Regions from separate parts of the Mus musculus genome. Here region 2 is linked to region 1. The links are chromatin loops, found by intact Hi-C in ENCODE. Cell type or tissue: heart. All regions are shown on one strand.

Evidence for each region. A loop is a pair of places that touch in the nucleus more often than their neighbours do. Peaks named below come from ENCODE experiments on the same cell type or tissue, not always from the same donor. Only the 100,000 strongest peaks of a DNase experiment are listed, where the experiment ranks them.
Region 2: a loop joins it to region 1, with 1.8 times the contacts of the local background. A loop is called at or near these places in 2 of 42 quality-filtered maps.

The regions. Positions count from the first base shown.
Region 1 is chr1:93,232,906-93,240,905 of GRCm38, reverse strand. Sned1 (sushi, nidogen and EGF-like domains 1) reads right to left here and starts at 5,009. Exons shown (of 31, transcript NM_172463.4): 1 at 4,705-5,009. The coding sequence starts at 4,917. In heart, CTCF peaks have their summits at 2,502 (motif pointing right) and 4,178; DNase peaks (open chromatin) are centred at 4,285, 4,595, 5,145 and 5,775; H3K4me3 peaks cover 1,927 bases; H3K27ac peaks cover 1,140 bases; H3K27me3 peaks cover 3,772 bases.
Region 2 is chr1:93,302,000-93,309,999 of GRCm38, reverse strand. Mterf4 (mitochondrial transcription termination factor 4) reads left to right here and starts at 4,121. Exons shown (of 4, transcript NM_178051.4): 1 at 4,121-4,175; 2 at 4,894-5,392; 3 at 7,098-7,282. The coding sequence starts at 4,155. It overlaps Pask (PAS domain containing serine/threonine kinase), which reads left to right. Exons shown (of 18, transcript NM_080850.2): 18 at 1-563. Gm28535 (predicted gene 28535) reads right to left here and starts at 4,036. Exons shown (of 3, transcript NR_151531.1): 1 at 3,893-4,036; 2 at 3,376-3,457. It also overlaps the pseudogene Gm7867. In heart, a CTCF peak has its summit at 4,291; a DNase peak (open chromatin) is centred at 4,159; H3K4me3 peaks cover 1,633 bases; H3K27ac peaks cover 847 bases.

The DNA.
Region 1 (8,000 bases):
GGAGAGTCCCTGCGAGAAACTGTGTACATGCACAGCCAGTGGGACACCTTCTTTAAGAATGGAATGTCCAACACAGAATTCCACCTGCACACTGCAGACACAGCTTTTGAAAGGAAGGGAAATCAATACGGTTCTCAGACTAGAGTGCGGGTGCTCAGCAAGTGAGGCCTACAAGGAATGTCCCAGTACTGGAAAAGTGTGAGACAGGGAGCCACTGCTGCTACGGAATGAGGTCTGCAAATGGCAGACCTGGGTAAACAGAAAAGACCATCTAATCTAAAACCTCTCTAAATGACAATCGGCTGTTTACAGCAAAATATTAACAGTGTATTATTTGGGCTTATGACATACGGGAAACTATGGCAACAACATGAAGCGGCATGGGGAAATAGCTGGATGCCATTGTGAGGGCCTGGCTCTGTATTTGAAGGAACAAAGTTCTATTTGAAGACAGAATGTTGGCCGAAGAGGTTCCATATGCTTCCCCCTAACATGACAGGCTAAAGCCGAGGCTATTGGTTACTCTCCATAACCTGGTGGCAAAGGCCTATTGCTGAACACAAAACTTACATGGTTGAACATGGAGAAATTGAGCTGGTGGCTAACGAGGAGCTCCACCCCTGCTGACTAGTACTGGAAGGTACTTTAAATGCTACTGGAAGAGGAAAGAAAACAATTTCACATGTACATAGTAAATCAGGAAGATAAACCCACCATACGGGTAACCATATTCAATGTAAATAAGTATAAAAGCTTCCATCAAAAAGAAGAGATTTTCAGGCCAGATAGGAAATGTCAGCCTCACATCCTTTTGCTCTTACCAGAAAGGAAATAAAGGCCACAGTCATTGTGATGCTGTGACAGTTTTAGAAGTCAGAAGAAGAAGTCGTGTGGGACCTAGCCAGGCTGCTTGTCTGTGCTGTCCCTTTCTACATAAGCCCCTGTCCTGTGGTCCTGGGCCTTTAGGGGCGTCACTTCTTAGTCTTAGGACAAGTGTCAGAGCCATATTCAGAGATGGGTTTTTTTAAAGAGCCAGGCAAGTGTGGGATGGGGAGGAGACAGAGAATCCCATTGATGTTCTCCACCCCAGAGAGTATGTCTGCCAGTAGAGAGGGCAGATGGTAAGGAAGGCCAGGAGCTGGGCATTCAGTGAAGATACAGAAGCCTGGACCATGTTTCAGAGAAACAGGACTTCAGTTTGGGTCCCACTATGGGAGCTCTACTGGCTGGGTTTGTGTCAACTTGACATAAGCTGGAGTTATCACAGAGAAAGGAGCTTCAGGTGAGGAAATGCCTCCATGAGATCCAACTGTAAGGCATTATCTCAATTAGTGATGAAGGGTGGGAGGGCCCATTGTGGGTGATGCCATCCCTGTATGGTAGTCTTGGGTTCTATAAGAAAGCAAGCTGAGCAAGCCAGGGGAAGCAAGCCAGTAAGTAACATCCCTCCATGGCCTCTGCATCAGCTCCTGCTTCCTGACCTGCTTGAGTTCCAGTCCTGACTTCCTTTGGTGATGAACAGCAGTATGGAAATGTAAGCTGAATAAACCCTTTCCTCCTCAACTTGCTTCTTGGTCATGATGTTTGTGCAGGAATAGAAACCCTGACTAAGTCAGGGGCACAGTAAGGTGGTATCTGGACACTCACTCAAACCTGTAGGTTGTTAGTCTGAATCCTCAGAATAAGTTCTCACCTGCACTTCTCACTGCAGTCCCAAGTCTAACCATCACCGTACAGGATGTCTGGCTGCCAGCTCTAGAAAATCCCCACTGATACACAGTGACCTTCTGAGAGACTCAGGATCACGTACAAGCAGGACCTGGCATCAGACAGAGGGAGAAACCACTGTCTGCTCTGCCAGAGCTAAACTGAGGAATGCCAAGGAATATCAAGGTGGGATGCTGATGGAAACACAAGAAGCTGCTCTGGGCCCAGAGTCTGAAGGGCAGAGCCAGAGCTGTTCTCTAAGGGCAGGGAGGCCATCACAGGCTCATTGGATAGTATGGACTCAAGCCTTGCCTCCAGGGTATGAGAACTGATGTTCTGGTCAGCAAGAGTTCAAGTGAGTCTATTAACAGTCTCTTCATTTTGACCCCAGAGTTTTCGGAAAGACCATTATAGTCAGGGGAGATCAGAGGGCATGAGGCTCAGCAAGGCTGGATGGGTCACTTGGAGAATTGCTGGAGTTGACCTTCCAGAGGGCCGTCACCCTGTTCACCCCTTCATCCACTTCAGGTTGGATATACAACTGGAAGACCCATGCTTCCAGCCACTGGACCACCTTAACAGACTCCTGGCCCTTAGAGGAGCCCAGCATCTGGAAGAATATGGCACTCACACGGCACTCCTTTTTCTGACAACTAAGGAACAGAAGCTGACAGGTAGTATGCTGGCCAAGGCCACAGTGGGGGCTCCCAATGCCAACTAAGACAAGACTCAGACCCAGCCGGCCAGCAGGAAAGACTACAGCTTCAGTCTTTCCTGGGAATCTGGCAGTAGTAACATTTCCAGCCAGCAGGTGGTGGGCAGTACCCCACACCCGCCAGGAGCTTCTCCTTACCTGTGCTCAAATGGTGTAAGCAACACCACATGCTCTTAGCAACTCCAGGGCCAGTTACTAGGACACAAGGAAGCAAGCGGCTGAATGCAAGGTCCTTTCTAGATAGGAGCCACCCTCAAGATGGAGCTGTCAGTCTGGGAACAGGTCTGAGCCTCCCTAAGGACATTCTTGTTGGAATGTGGAGTGACACAGAAATATGGGGCATTCATTCTTTCACTCACTATTCCAACAAGCCTACTCTTAGGCAAGCCGTCAAAGCCAGGAGAGCTACTGACGCCCTACCTCACTATGCAGGATGAGGGCCCGAGCAGAGGCATCCGGGGTCCTCTCAGCCTGGGTGGGGCTGGGGACACTCAGCAGACACCCTGCTCCAGACTCATTGCCTCCTTTTCTCCACATAGCCTTGATGTGGCCTGTCACCTATACATGTGCCCTAAGTGCTGTTTCAGGCCAGATGTATGGGCGCGGCTTCTCGGAGAATTCCATTTCCTTTCCCACAGAGCAATGGGAAAGGTGAGGTTCGCTGTGCGCACCATGACCACACCAGCGAGTATTTTCTAAAGAGTATCTACATTTCAGGGAGAGGCTCTGGTAGGGTGTGTATTTCTCTAAGAGCCAGAGGTCGGTTGCTCATGTTAAAAAGGTCAACTAAACATTTTAATAATATTTTCACCTGTGACTTGGAGTGGAAAATCCAAGGCTAGCCAGAATGCTTAAAGAACATTTAGACAGCTCTGTTAGGGTGAGTCTCCACATTCCTAGGATGTACAGGCCTCTTCCTGCTGGGCAGACCCAGAACACAGCTCTTCTTGTCTACTGCCTACTATAAGAAATCTTTGCTCTGCCAAGTCCCAGGGCAGAAGGATTATCAGGGATGTCTTCCCTTTCTTCTCCCTCTATGCCCCTCCATGGTTATAGCACCAGGCACTGCCACCAAGGTGAGGAGGCCATTCTGAGTTGGCACAGGGAAGTCAGCCACCAGGTTGTGACACAGTGGTGGACTGTGTGATGTTTGTCACTGTGGGGTACAGGGTTCTGGAGATGGTGGTGGCGGTGAATAGGCCCCGTGGACAGTGGTGGCCAGGAGGATGGCAATGCAGACCACGTGGCTGGTGATGGAGGCAGTGTTCAAGATGGTAGGGATGACAGTATGGCGGCTGAAGGCAGCAGTGCTTATGGCGGAGGTGAGTGTGCCAGTGGAGGCGGTGATAGTGGATGTGGTGGCACTAATGGCAAAATCATTGGTAGAGCTAATGGTGATTGGTGTTGGATTCGGCAGAGGGTGTGTGAGAAGATGGTGCTTTAACTATAGACTACGTTGGCTCTGGCGTTTCTAAGTGGATTTGAGTAATTCAGGAGGCTCATTTCACTACAGATCATCCCTTTGTGCACAGGTGACTGGCGCAGGGTCAGACCCTGAGAACATGGAGGCTGGCACTCAGGTTCTGCAATCCACTGAGACCTCTCCAGCATTCGTGTCTGGGGCTGGAGTGAGGAATTACCCTTGGGAGCCCTGTTTAGAGGGTCTGATCTTGGTGGCCAACCTCCAGGGGACTAAGATGGGGAGGGGAAGGGGTAAGCCCCTCTACACTGCCCCTAGCTGCCAGCCCTGCCCAGCGCAGGTCTCCTGCAACTAAGCAAATCATGCCCGAATTCCTTCTGGCTGTGGGCCTTGGGTGTTAACTGTGGGTGAGGTTGAAATGGCTTAGAGAGGGCTGAGACCATCACAAGCCAGATACCCCACTAGGGTAACTGTGGCCAGAGGCCATGTGCCTACTACCACATAGCTCACTGTGAAGGAACAGGATCGAAGGCTCCCCACTAGGCACTGGGGGACCCGCAGCTCTGCGGAAGCCTGTCGAACTCTGCCAACGTCCCAAACAGGTCGGGCCTTGAGCAGCAGGGGCGCGCCGCGTTCCGCTGGCCTGGCTGTCGCCTAGGTGCCCTGGCGGTTGCTCGCCCCGCCCTGCCCACGCCTCTCCCGCCAGTCGCTGTCCGGCCTTGGCCGCGGGAGAGAGGAAGCGCTGTCCTCATTCCACCTCTGGCTGCCGCGGTGCCAAGTTGCTGGCGGCGGCAGCGGCAAGAGTTGGGGTGGAGGGCAGCGGCGCCCTCCCCGGAGCCCCCTCGAGCTCGGGGTTACTCACGTAGAGTCCGGAGTGCTCGGCGCCGAAGAACGGAAAGGGCACCGAGAGTGGTTGCAGCCCTGAGCCGCCGTCGTCCTGCTTCGGGGTGACGGTGTCGCCGCGCTTCGTGCCGAACGGGTAGAAGTCGGCGAGGGCCACGGCAGCGCGCACCCCGCGCGTCCCGAGCCCCAGGGCTGCGGCCAGCAGCAGCGCCCAGGCGGCGCCGAGGCGCATCGCCGGGATCTGAGGGCGGGCCACGGGGCTCGGGCAGGTGGCTGCAGTCACCGCACGACCGACTGGCCGCACAGTTCCCTTCCGCTAGCTCGCGTCGCACTCCGGAGACCCGCGCAGCTTAGGAAGGCGTGAGGCACGACTGCGGACCGCCTGCCTAACGCGGGGACCGGGGTTTAAATAGCCTGCCCAGCCGGCCACTCGGGAGGGGCGGGGAGAGGCGGGGTCATGCAAATAGTGGCATTTTTAACTTGCTGGTCCGCGGAGTGGGAGGGTGCGGGAGCGGAGCGTAGCTCCCAGGCCCTTCTGTGTCGAGGCTCATTAAAGCCGAACTAGTACTGGGTTGGCTCCACCTCCAAACCGAGGCCCTTTTGCTCTCTTGCATTTGGGCTATGTTGAGGTGAGGACTTACAGTCTCCTGTCACCAGCTTAAGGCCTGCCCACAGGAGGAGCGTGGGCAAACCCAGCAGTTCTGAAGCTGACTTGTTGCCCTAAGGCCTGATTTTGAACAGGCTTCCTGTGTGTCCTCTGGGGTCCCTGTCAGGCCAGAGCATCTGGCTTTTCCTGACAGAATGCCAGTCTGGGCCACTTCTCCCTACAACACTTACACAAACCTTGCGTGGCCACACCCCAGCCCTAAGTTAGGACATCAACTTTCAGAACCAGCTGAAACCTGTCCTAGGGTCTATTCCTTTTCTGGTTTCACTGAGGATGAACCTTGGGTCTGGGAGACTCGAAGACTTACTTAGCTTTCTCTCGTGTAAGGACTTTCCCCTATGGGATCAGTCATGCAGCACAGCTGGACAATGTTAGGGAAACCTGCGGGGTAGGCTGGTCACCCAGGCCCTGGGGGCAAGTTAGTTGCTGTGGCTCCTTAACCTTTCTCGATCTTCTTAAGAATTGCTTTGTAAGTGGCTGTCCTGCCTCAGGGGTGCAACCTGGTCTTTTTCTGTGTCCCCTTGGCGCCTCTTGGGGGCCTCAGTTCTCACCACCTTGTCTGCACCCAGATCCTACTGTTGGATAATGTGACTATAAGCCAAGTCTGGGATCCCCAAAGACAAGATGCTGCCTCTCAAAGAGAAGCAAGGAAGAAAAAGAAAAGCTACAGAAGTAGCAGCAGCTGCCCCGGAGATTCTGGTTTGTGCTGGCTTTGCATTTTTCTGGATTTCCCAAAATCTCTCTAACAAGCATGTGCTGTGTCTCAGTTCCACAAGGGACATTGCATATTATTTTTCAAGTATAGCAGAGAGTTCTCCGTGTGTCAGTCAGGGGTACCTAGCTTACACAGATCCTGTTCTTAGCAGACTCACCACTGTGATACGCCCAACCCTCAGCGTCGGGGACCAGGCACCAAATTTAAGGAGACCATTTTTGTTTGCACTGACCACGTCTACCCCACACCTGGTACATGGCTTGCCTTCCTCTGTCCCACCCCTCCAGCTTTGTGTAGTGATCCTGATTGGCAGAGGGGTAAGCCAAGGCTGGAGATGTGAAATGTTTTGCTGTACAGTTGGCTAGAGAAGATCAGCCTCTGGTGCCAGGCGTGGTGACGACTTTAATCCCAGCACTCAGGAGGCAGGTGGATCTCTGAGTTTGAGGCCAGAGTGAGTTCTAGGATAGGCAGAGCTATATGAAGAAACCCTGGCTAGCAAAAACAAAAACAAAACAAAAACCGATCAGCCCTTGGGCCAGGCTTCTGGATGTAAGAGTACTCTCTGGTAAACACCGTCGTCTCATTGACCAGACCACATCACGGTCAGGACCAGGCCTCGCAAGGCCTCCTGCACAGCTTCTAGCACAGAGCTGCCAGCAGGCCTGGCCACCATGCTGGGGACCTAAGAGCCTCTTGCTTTCTGGTGTTGGGCACAGGGCCTCCTTGGAAGCTCTATTCTCCTCTCTCATTGGCTTTCTCATACAGAAGTGTAGCAGGCAGCACCAAGCCTAGGGAGAACTCGGATTTGCCTTTCTGCCCATGGGGCACTGAGAAGAGCCCATAACTACCGATCCTTGCTCTCTCCAACCACACAACCTTGCTCTACCTATTGCCAGGCCACTGTTCCCATCTCAACGCTGCCAACCTTCTCCGGGAGCACATGCCTCAGAGGGTCCTAGTCAAGGGTTTGGGTCTGCTCAGGGATTTCTGGGTTGGCACAGCACTCAGCACACTATCAAGTACACAGCAGTGCTCAATAGCGTCGTTGAGTATCCCTCCAGGTGTGGTGAGACATGGGGTCCTGACTGCTTTCCACTAGAATCTCCTGACCAGCTGTGGGATACCAGGACAGAGGCCCATCTCAGAGCTGGGCTTGTGCACAGGTCCAGCTGCAGGCTGGATCCTCTGATCTCCATCAAGGGTAGTGGTGTGGTGCTTACGGCCATCCCCAACTGGATGCCCTGTGTAGGTTTTCAACAAGGCCTGGGAGACAGGGTTGGGGGTGAGGTGGGGAGGCTAACAGATCTCACTGTTGTTGCTGGGTATCACATTACACACACACACACACACACACACACACACACACACACACACACACACACACGAGACCCACAGGCAAAAAGAGAGAGTAAAAGAATCTTTTTTCAGGTGCTAAAAATATGATCAGGAAATACTTTTCAGCAACAAGCTGTTTTAGGTTCCCCTCTGGACTCAAGGGCGCCTTTGTCTACCACAGAAAATCCACATTTATCACAACCCAAATCGTTTTATCAAGCAGGCTCATGTTCTGCAGCAGGAAACCTGAGCTTCTCAAGAGGCCTGTGACACTTTAATTTAGGGCCTGACTGTGTGTGCCTGTTTACATGGGGGAGCCCCAGAGCCACCCACCAGATGTTCAGGCCTTAGGAGTCCATGAAGGTCAAGATGGGGAACACTATCCTTGTTCCGCCTGGTAGGGGAACCAGGCTAGTCAGCTGGTCCCACACAGCAGGCCTGAGGCTGCAGCCTACCCTACCTTTTGCTGCTTCTCTTTGGAGGTAGCTGGAGTAACATATGCTCCCTACAACAATTCTTTTCTTCACAAAGCATAAACAAGCCCTTCCCTCCCTCCAGTGACCATCTACTCTTCCAGGATGGGTTGGGAGAGGCCTCA
Region 2 (8,000 bases), 69 kb before region 1:
TGCTTCTAGATTCCTATGCAAATGCTACAAGAGCCTGCGATGCTAGTTTTCTTAGGTTTATGATATAGACTTGTAATTCATGTTTTTTTATAACCTTGAAAATCATTCTAATGTTCAGTTATACTGTACTATTAAAGGGCTTTAAGTTGTAAGCCTCAGAAAGACACAAGGAGTGTTTAAGTTCTCTATTTTTGTTGTTTGTTTTTGCTTGTAAGTTTTTGAGACAGGATCTCACCATGTAACTTTGGCTGGCCTGGAACTCAACTATGTAGACCAGGTAGACCTTAAACTGACAGATCTGCCTGCGCTTGCCTCCCAAGCATTAGGACTGATGGTGTGTGTCACCATGCCCAGTTCTTCCTGGTTTTGTGTGTAGGTTTCTTTCCCACTGACTTGGTACATGTGACATGTGACAGATGTATGGAGTCTATAGAAGTGGCCAGACAAAAATGGCCAGAATATTTATTTATTTTCTTAAAAATTTTCCAAATTAAAGCTACTTAGTTAACAGTTAAACTGGCCAGGACTATATGAGATAAACTTGGTTTTCTATTTCTTTTTGTTGTTGTTGTTTGTTTGTTTGTTTTTTCGAGACAGGGTTTCTCTGTGTAGCCTTGGCCGTCCTGGAACTCACTTTGTAGACCAGGCTGGCCTCGAACTCAGAAATCTGCCTGCCTCTGCCTCCCAAATGCTGGGATCAAAGGCGTGTGTCACCACTGCCTGACTTTTGTTTTCCATTTCTGTACCCTATTTACTATAGCTAAAAAGAAATCTGTCCTAGTTTGGTCTGGGGGTTCAGGCTTGTTAGTCATCTGTTAATCCATAATGCCCTGCTAGTACTTTCAGACATCCTGTGACTGGCTCAGCTCTACTTTGTCTAATGTGACGGGCTCTAACTATACCTTTATGTCTAGTTGAAGAGCTTCAACCCTACCAGTGTCTGTGACGGTTTCTAGGACCCAGTTCCCAGAAGTTAGTGACATTCAGAAGTTAGTGACATTTTAGCTTTTGATTTCAGATGACTTTGTTTCCAAGAATGAAACAAACATTTTCCCTTATAGTCTTTATTACACATAAAACACAAGATATTGCAGAATTGTTCTTTCCCCCAGACAGGAGTATAGCCGGTTGAAGATACAAAATCCAGCTTTCCAAGAACCATTTCTATATTAGAAAAAAAAATCATTAGGACAGCCAGGGCTATACAGAGAAACCCTGTCTCAAAAAACCAAAAAGAAAAAAAGAAAAGAAAAGAAAAGAAAATCATTAAAGCTTTTGGTTTTACAGTCCGATGCCTTATGAGTGTTCTTTGCAGAAGAACAAAACCAAAGATAAAGCCTTGAGACTAAAGTTGTGAGGCAGCAGCTATAATTTTTCCCGTGGAATTTCAAGTCTGATTTAAGAATGAAATTTGGTGAGGACTGAAGATGCCGCCAGATTTTCACAGTACCCTGTGTCTTAGCTACCACTGCTTCAGAGCTGGCTGACTTGTTCAGGTTCCTAGATTGTTCTCAAAAAGTTGGAGTGGCAGAGTTTCCTTAGGCTTTAGGTGTAAAGGCTTAAATAATATTTATTTAGGAAGAAAATTAAGACAAAAGTAATTCTTTAGTTTTATACAGATTACAACTTTCTTGTCCTCTATAGATAGAATCTTTCTGTCAAAAGATGTTTAAGCACTTCAGCACTAGATCATTGCCTAGCACAAAGCAGTTATGTGTTTATTGATGCAATAGCCAGATCCTTTTTCTCTGGAGCAGCCAATAGGCCGGCAAGAAATAGGTATGGCTTAGAAGTGGTGGAATCTAGGCAGCTGTTAGAACACAGCTTCTTTGTTTTCTTCCCTCCCCTTCTGTACTAGCTGGTTTTGTGTGTCAACTTGACACAGGCTGGAGTTATTACAGAGAAAGGAACCTCAGTTGAGGAAATGCCTCCATGAGATCCAGCTGCAAGGCATTTTCTCAATTAGTGATCAATGGGGGAGGGCCCCTTGTAGGTGATACCATCCCTGGGCTGGTAGTCCTTGGTTCTCTAAGAAAGCAAGCTGAATAAGCCAGGGGAAGCAAGCCAGTAAGTGACATCCCTCCATGGCCTCTGCATCAGCTCCTGCTTCCTGACCTGCTTGAGTTCCAGTCCTGACTTCCTTTGGTGATGAACAGCAATGTGGAAGTGTAAGCTGACTAAACCCTTTCCTCCCCAACTTGTCTCTTGGTCATGATGTTTGTGCAGGAATAGAAACCCTGACTAAGACACCTTCATGTCTAAGATGCAAATTCAGTGCATAGAGGTTGGTTTGGAAGCTTCTGGTGCTCCATCCATAAGTGAAGCCAGACCTCTGGGCTGGGAGGGCTATTGTCATTTTCCCTGTAATTTCATTACTTGGGCCATATTCTGTTTTTTAAAAATAGCAGACACCTTCGTGTGTGTGTGTGTGTGTGTGTCTGTCTGTCTGTCTGTCTGTCTGTCTCAAAGGACAGCTCGGTGGAGTGGGTTTGTGTCTTCACTTTTGCATGGGTCCCTAGAATCAAACTCAGGTCACCAAGCTGGTGTGGTCAGTGTCTGAATTCCTGAGCCATCTTGCTGACTAAACACAAGTCTGTAAACAACAGAACTTACCAAATACTTTTATCTGGGTCTAGATCTGTACATAACCATTTCAGGGAGAGTTTGGGCTGTCCTGAGAACTTATTGCTGTATTACAGTGTCCATCACAAACTACTTACCTCCTCTCTTCCTGTAAGCAGCCAGAGGTCATCTGCCAAGATGTTTCGCTACTCTCTTGACCCAGAAAAACCCCCCAAAATCATGCAAATCAAGAGGTTCAAACCTTCGTGTTCACTTTAAGAACACCCGGGAATCTGCCCAGGCCATCAAGGGTATGCATATCTGCAAAGCCACCAAGTATCTGAAGGACATCACTTTAAAGAAGCAATGTGTGCCATTCCGGTGTTATAATGGTGGAGTCAGTAGGTGCGCCCAGGCCAAACAATGCGGCTGGTCGGTGGTCAAAAAAGAGTGCTGAATTTTTGCTGCACATGCTTAAAAATGCAGAGAGTAACGCTGAACTTAAGGGCTTAGATTTAGATTCTCTTGTCATTGAACACATCCAGGTGAACAAGGCACCTAAGATGCGCCGACGAACCTACAGAGCTCATGGCCGGATTAACCCATACATGAGCTCCCCCTGCCACATTGAGATGATCCTCACTGAGAGGGAACAGATCATTCTAAAGCCAGAAGAGGAGGTTGCACAGAAGAAAAGGATATCCCAGAAGAAACAAGAAACAAAAACTCATGGCACGTGAATAAATTCAGCATAAAATAAATGCAGATAAAGTTAAAAAACAAACAAACAAACAAACAAACAAACCTACTTACCTCAAAGATGAGCCCAGGAACACAAATTTGGTTTTTCCAAAAGATTCTCCACCATGGATGAAGTTAGGTGAGATATTACTAGCTAGAGAATAAAGCCATAAATCAAGGCATTTACCAGACACATTGGTGGGGACCACAGATAGGAAGGATAAGGCAAAACTAGGAAAACACTTAACTCAGTTTTAGATATTATTTAGTGATGCTATTGGCTTTTGGATTGGTGAAAACCATTGTTGGTCTAGGAATATATTTTAAAGGTATTCATTGTCACAAAGCTGTTAAGTTAGACAGGTGGACGATGAATGGATTTCAAAAAGGCTAAGAATAATCCATGATAATTTGGTTTTGGTCTGCAGGATCCTAATTCCACAATCACAGCGTTATCTTATTTGGCCTTGTACTATCTTTAACACAGGTGATTGTTTTTTGTCATATTCTCCCCTCCTCCCCCGGCCCCAGTAAAAGTAGTTTCACAACAGAAAACGACGGTGTGCGCTTCGGGGTAGTTTGGTTTCACCTGTACTCTGAAGAGCAGTTTTAAAACCCAGGTAGTGTTGCTTGTTCCTGGCAGAGACCATGCAACCGAGTATGCCCAACTAAAGGGAGCTGCACCTGCAAGCTGCAGGTGCTGGGCACGAGCATCTGGGATCAAGGGCTTGGCTGCGGAACGAAAGAACGCCACACCCCGGGAGTTCGGCGGACACAGATCGGAGGCCGGACGTTGTGAGCCAGGAAGGACCGCCTCTTCCGGTCTCACAGTTGTTCTTCGCTTGGTCTCCATGGCTTCGCTGGGAAGGCAGGTGAGGTTGCCCTAGGTCCCGGGCTCACAGCGGCTGTTGGCGGGACGTTCAGGAGGCGCTGACGCTGGTTCTTGGTGTTCCGGTCTGGGCACCTTGTGGCAGTAGCGCTCCCGGGTGGCGTGTGCACAGACAGTGTGGCCCTCAGAATAGCTTCTGGCTTCTCCGGAGTTTCGGCTGTGTGCTGCCTAATGGCTAGGGAGGCCTGGACCACCACCAGCGGCAAGAGCGGGGTGTTTGAGACCATTCTGGCGGGCACCGGATGCTCTGTGCTTAATTTGTTATGTGCTAGTCCCAACACCTGGGGCTACTGTGTACAAATCGACAGATTCCTTCCCCCAAATATTCTTCTTTTAATGGAAGGGATCCTTGAAAAACAAAACAAAACTATCCTTTGTTGGAATGAAATTAGGTAGTGTACCTGTCTGGTGGCTAGTCTGAGGTTCAGAATTTTCAACCAAATACTATTGCTCGTGCCCTGTATCTTCAGTATGTAGATATTGCTTATGCTTCAATATCTTCAGTAAGTGCGGTCGTTTGCATGCTACTTTTATTCTTTGGAGACTTTTTAGACCCAGAGAAGATTTTACAGATTGTTTACAAAAACTGTTAGCTTTTGTGGGCCAAGGGTCAAGCTGAGGTTCAAGGTTACTGGCTCAGTAATCTTGTGGTGGTCATTATTCTGAGGTGGGACTGATTCTGTTTTTGCTCTGCCTTACAGGTTCCTGAGTGGCATCGTCTACTGGCCCTCTCCTGGGCCTGTTTGGTTAGGCAGACCCCTCATCTCAGAGAACAGAAACAGATGAGCCCTTCTTTGTCTTGCAAACTGACTACAGTGCCCGGTAGAGGAAGCTTTCAAGAGTTTTCCAGCATTACACCCCAAAAGTACATGCAGGAACCAGAAAACAGGACACGACTTGTTCAGTGTCTTCATGAGGAACAGAAGCCTTGTGTGGATCCTGAGTCCTTGGAGCCTGAAAAGGTCATCCGTTCCCTCCAGGACATGGGTTTTGCTGAAGCCCACATTCACAGCTTGTTTAGTATACAGCCAAGTGTCCATCCTCAACAGTTGCTGGGTATAGTTTCAGAACTCCTACTCTTGGGGTTGAACCCAGAGCCTGTATTTAATGCCTTGAAGAAAAATCCCCAGTTGCTGAAACTGTCTAGCATGCAGATGAAGAGGCGTTCCAGTTACCTTCGGAAGCTTGGCCTTGGAGAAGGTATAAGATGCAGCAGACTTTATAGAGGGAGAGGAGTCAGTTAGGGAGAAAATAGCTTACCCTAGCAGGGATGTCCAGCCTTTTGATAGTAAGGCATGGAATTGTCACCTACAAATGAGCTAGGCTGCATTCATCAATACCCTGGGATGCATGTGTGCTGTGGGCTAAACACACCTTACTCAGAGGAAGTGAGGTAGGAAAGTTTGCTGAGGAGAGGTCAGTGTCTTCAAGAAGATGTGCAGTGGGCTCTCTGCAGATGCCGTTGTAAGGGGGATGTGGGATAGAGGAGCCCAAGAAGAGAGAACCAAGGCCAAAGTGAGCCTCCTGTGTGTTCATTGAGATCTCTAGCTCCAGATCAATGGGGACATGGAGTCTGGTTTTGGTGGGTTAGTGTTGCTCTATGGTAGTGATGTATGTGTATGCAAATGTGTGACCTCCGCAAAAACATCCCACACACAGCTTTCAGAGCTGATGGTGCCCGGTTCCTGGAAGGCTGTTAGAGTGCCCTCCACCTTCCAACAGCTGTCACCCTTCTGGAGAAGGGAGGTGGGGCTCTCCAGTGAACTCTACCCATTTGACTGCTTTTATTTCATTACTGACTGTTCCTGGTAAGATTTCACCCCCAAAGTGGGGAGGCTTAGAGCCCACTGTGTTTGGTGTCTCGGCATGCCTCCTCTAGAAGATAAGCAAAAAGATAACTGTGTTCCCCTTGACACGTTGTCTCTTGTAACATGATCTAAGCCCAAGCTCAGTCAGTGTGTGAAGCACAGCCTGAGAGGAGAAAATAAAGCTTACTCTTTGGAAACGCCTCTTCACAGGGAAGCTAGGCTGTTAGGAAAGTTACTTGACAGTCTTAAGTGGCTTTTAAGTTTCCAGTTTTTAAATCGGCACAACTATTCATCAGAAGACCATTTGCTTCACTTATGAAGCCCTGCTTATATCATTTGTCTGAATACAGTTACTAATGTAACTCAGTAAAACACGGGGAGGCTGGGTGTGGTAGTGCATTCTTTTAATTGAACTCTATAGTCAGGAGGATGGAGCTCTGCAGGTTCCAGGCCTTCCAAGGAGACCCTACAAAACAAACAATAATACAGTTGGATATAACACATGGTCACGCTCAGACTACTTATAATTGTGTGTTCTGGATATTCTTGTTCCTACCATTGTTCCTAAAGGCCTCTTCATTGAGCTCAGACTCTCAAGTCTAGAGATTGTTAGTCTCTATACAATGTCTAGATTATACAGAGAGAAGCAGCAGCCTGAGCCCCACTGTGCAGGAAACCACTCTCCTCTAACATTCCCCAGTGAATCCCCGGGAAGCTTTCTATGCTAGGCAAGCAAGAGGAGACCTAGAGTATGAAGTTGCCGCCTTCAGATAGAAGACTAGAAAAAGGCAGGGACATAGGGAGGGTTGTTGGGTCTGTGAAGAGTCCTTTGCGTGGTGCTTCATGGAAAGTAGATCTCTGAATGGGCAGTCCTGTGGAGGGAGAGGATCCTGCTGTGCCCCCATGTGGGTGCCACAAGACAACTTCTAGAGTTGATTGTCTGCTGCCACAATGTGGGTCTTGGGGATTGAACTCAAGTTTCAGGTTTGCTGGCAGGTGCCTTTACCCACTGACTCATCTACCAGCCCCTAAATGTTGTTTAGCCCTTGGCGTTCGGGAACATGCCAAAGTTACATGCTTTGCTTAACACTCTACAGGGAAACTGAAGCGGGTGCTGTCCGTTTGCCCTGAGGTTTTCACCATGCATCAGCGGGACATTGACCGAGTTGTGAAGGTCCTCAGGGAGAAGTGCTTGTTCACGGCACAGCACATCACAGACGTTCTGCACAGATGCCCCACTGTTTTGCAGGAGGACCCCAACGAGCTAGAATACAAATTCCAGGTGAGAGTAAGTGACTAGGCCGATGATGGCAGAGTGTTCAGGTTTTTAAAGCTGAATAGGGTCTGAAGCCTCTGAGTAAAACACCTCAGTTTTCTCCTCTCCAAAGCAAACCTGTTGTTTAGCTCTGCCCCATTCCAGGTCCAAGTAGGTAAACTTTACAACCCTTGGGGCATCTTTTTGTATAGGAGATTTAGAAATTGTGACAGTTGCCCTAAAAGTTTAGTGACAGATAGGTCATAAGCACTTGTGCATAGCTGTGATGGCAGTGCGGGCACTCCTTTAATCTTAGCACTCCAGAGGCAGAGGCAGGCGGATCTCTGAGTTTGAGGCCAGCATGGTCTACACAGTGAGTTCCAGGACAGCAAAGGCTATGTAGAGACCATGTCTCTAAAAACCAACCAAACAAGCAAACAAAGCTGGTATGAGGACCTGAGTCCAGATCCCCAGAACCCACCTAAGCTGGATGCCCAGTGCCCCAGCACCCCTGTGGGGAGATGGGAGGTAGAGTCAGGGCGTCCTTGGAGGCTTGTGGGCCAGCTAGCCTGGCCTCTGAGCTCTGAAGCACTGCTGGGACATACTCAGATAAAACAAGCTGCATGCTCACACATGTGTTTAAAGGTTCCTAGGTATCTTAGGATTTCTTTGGGTCTGATTTTTCCTACACTCATGATTTTTGTTGCCCTATTTAAAGAAAAGTATATCCCTGTATGCCCCTTTG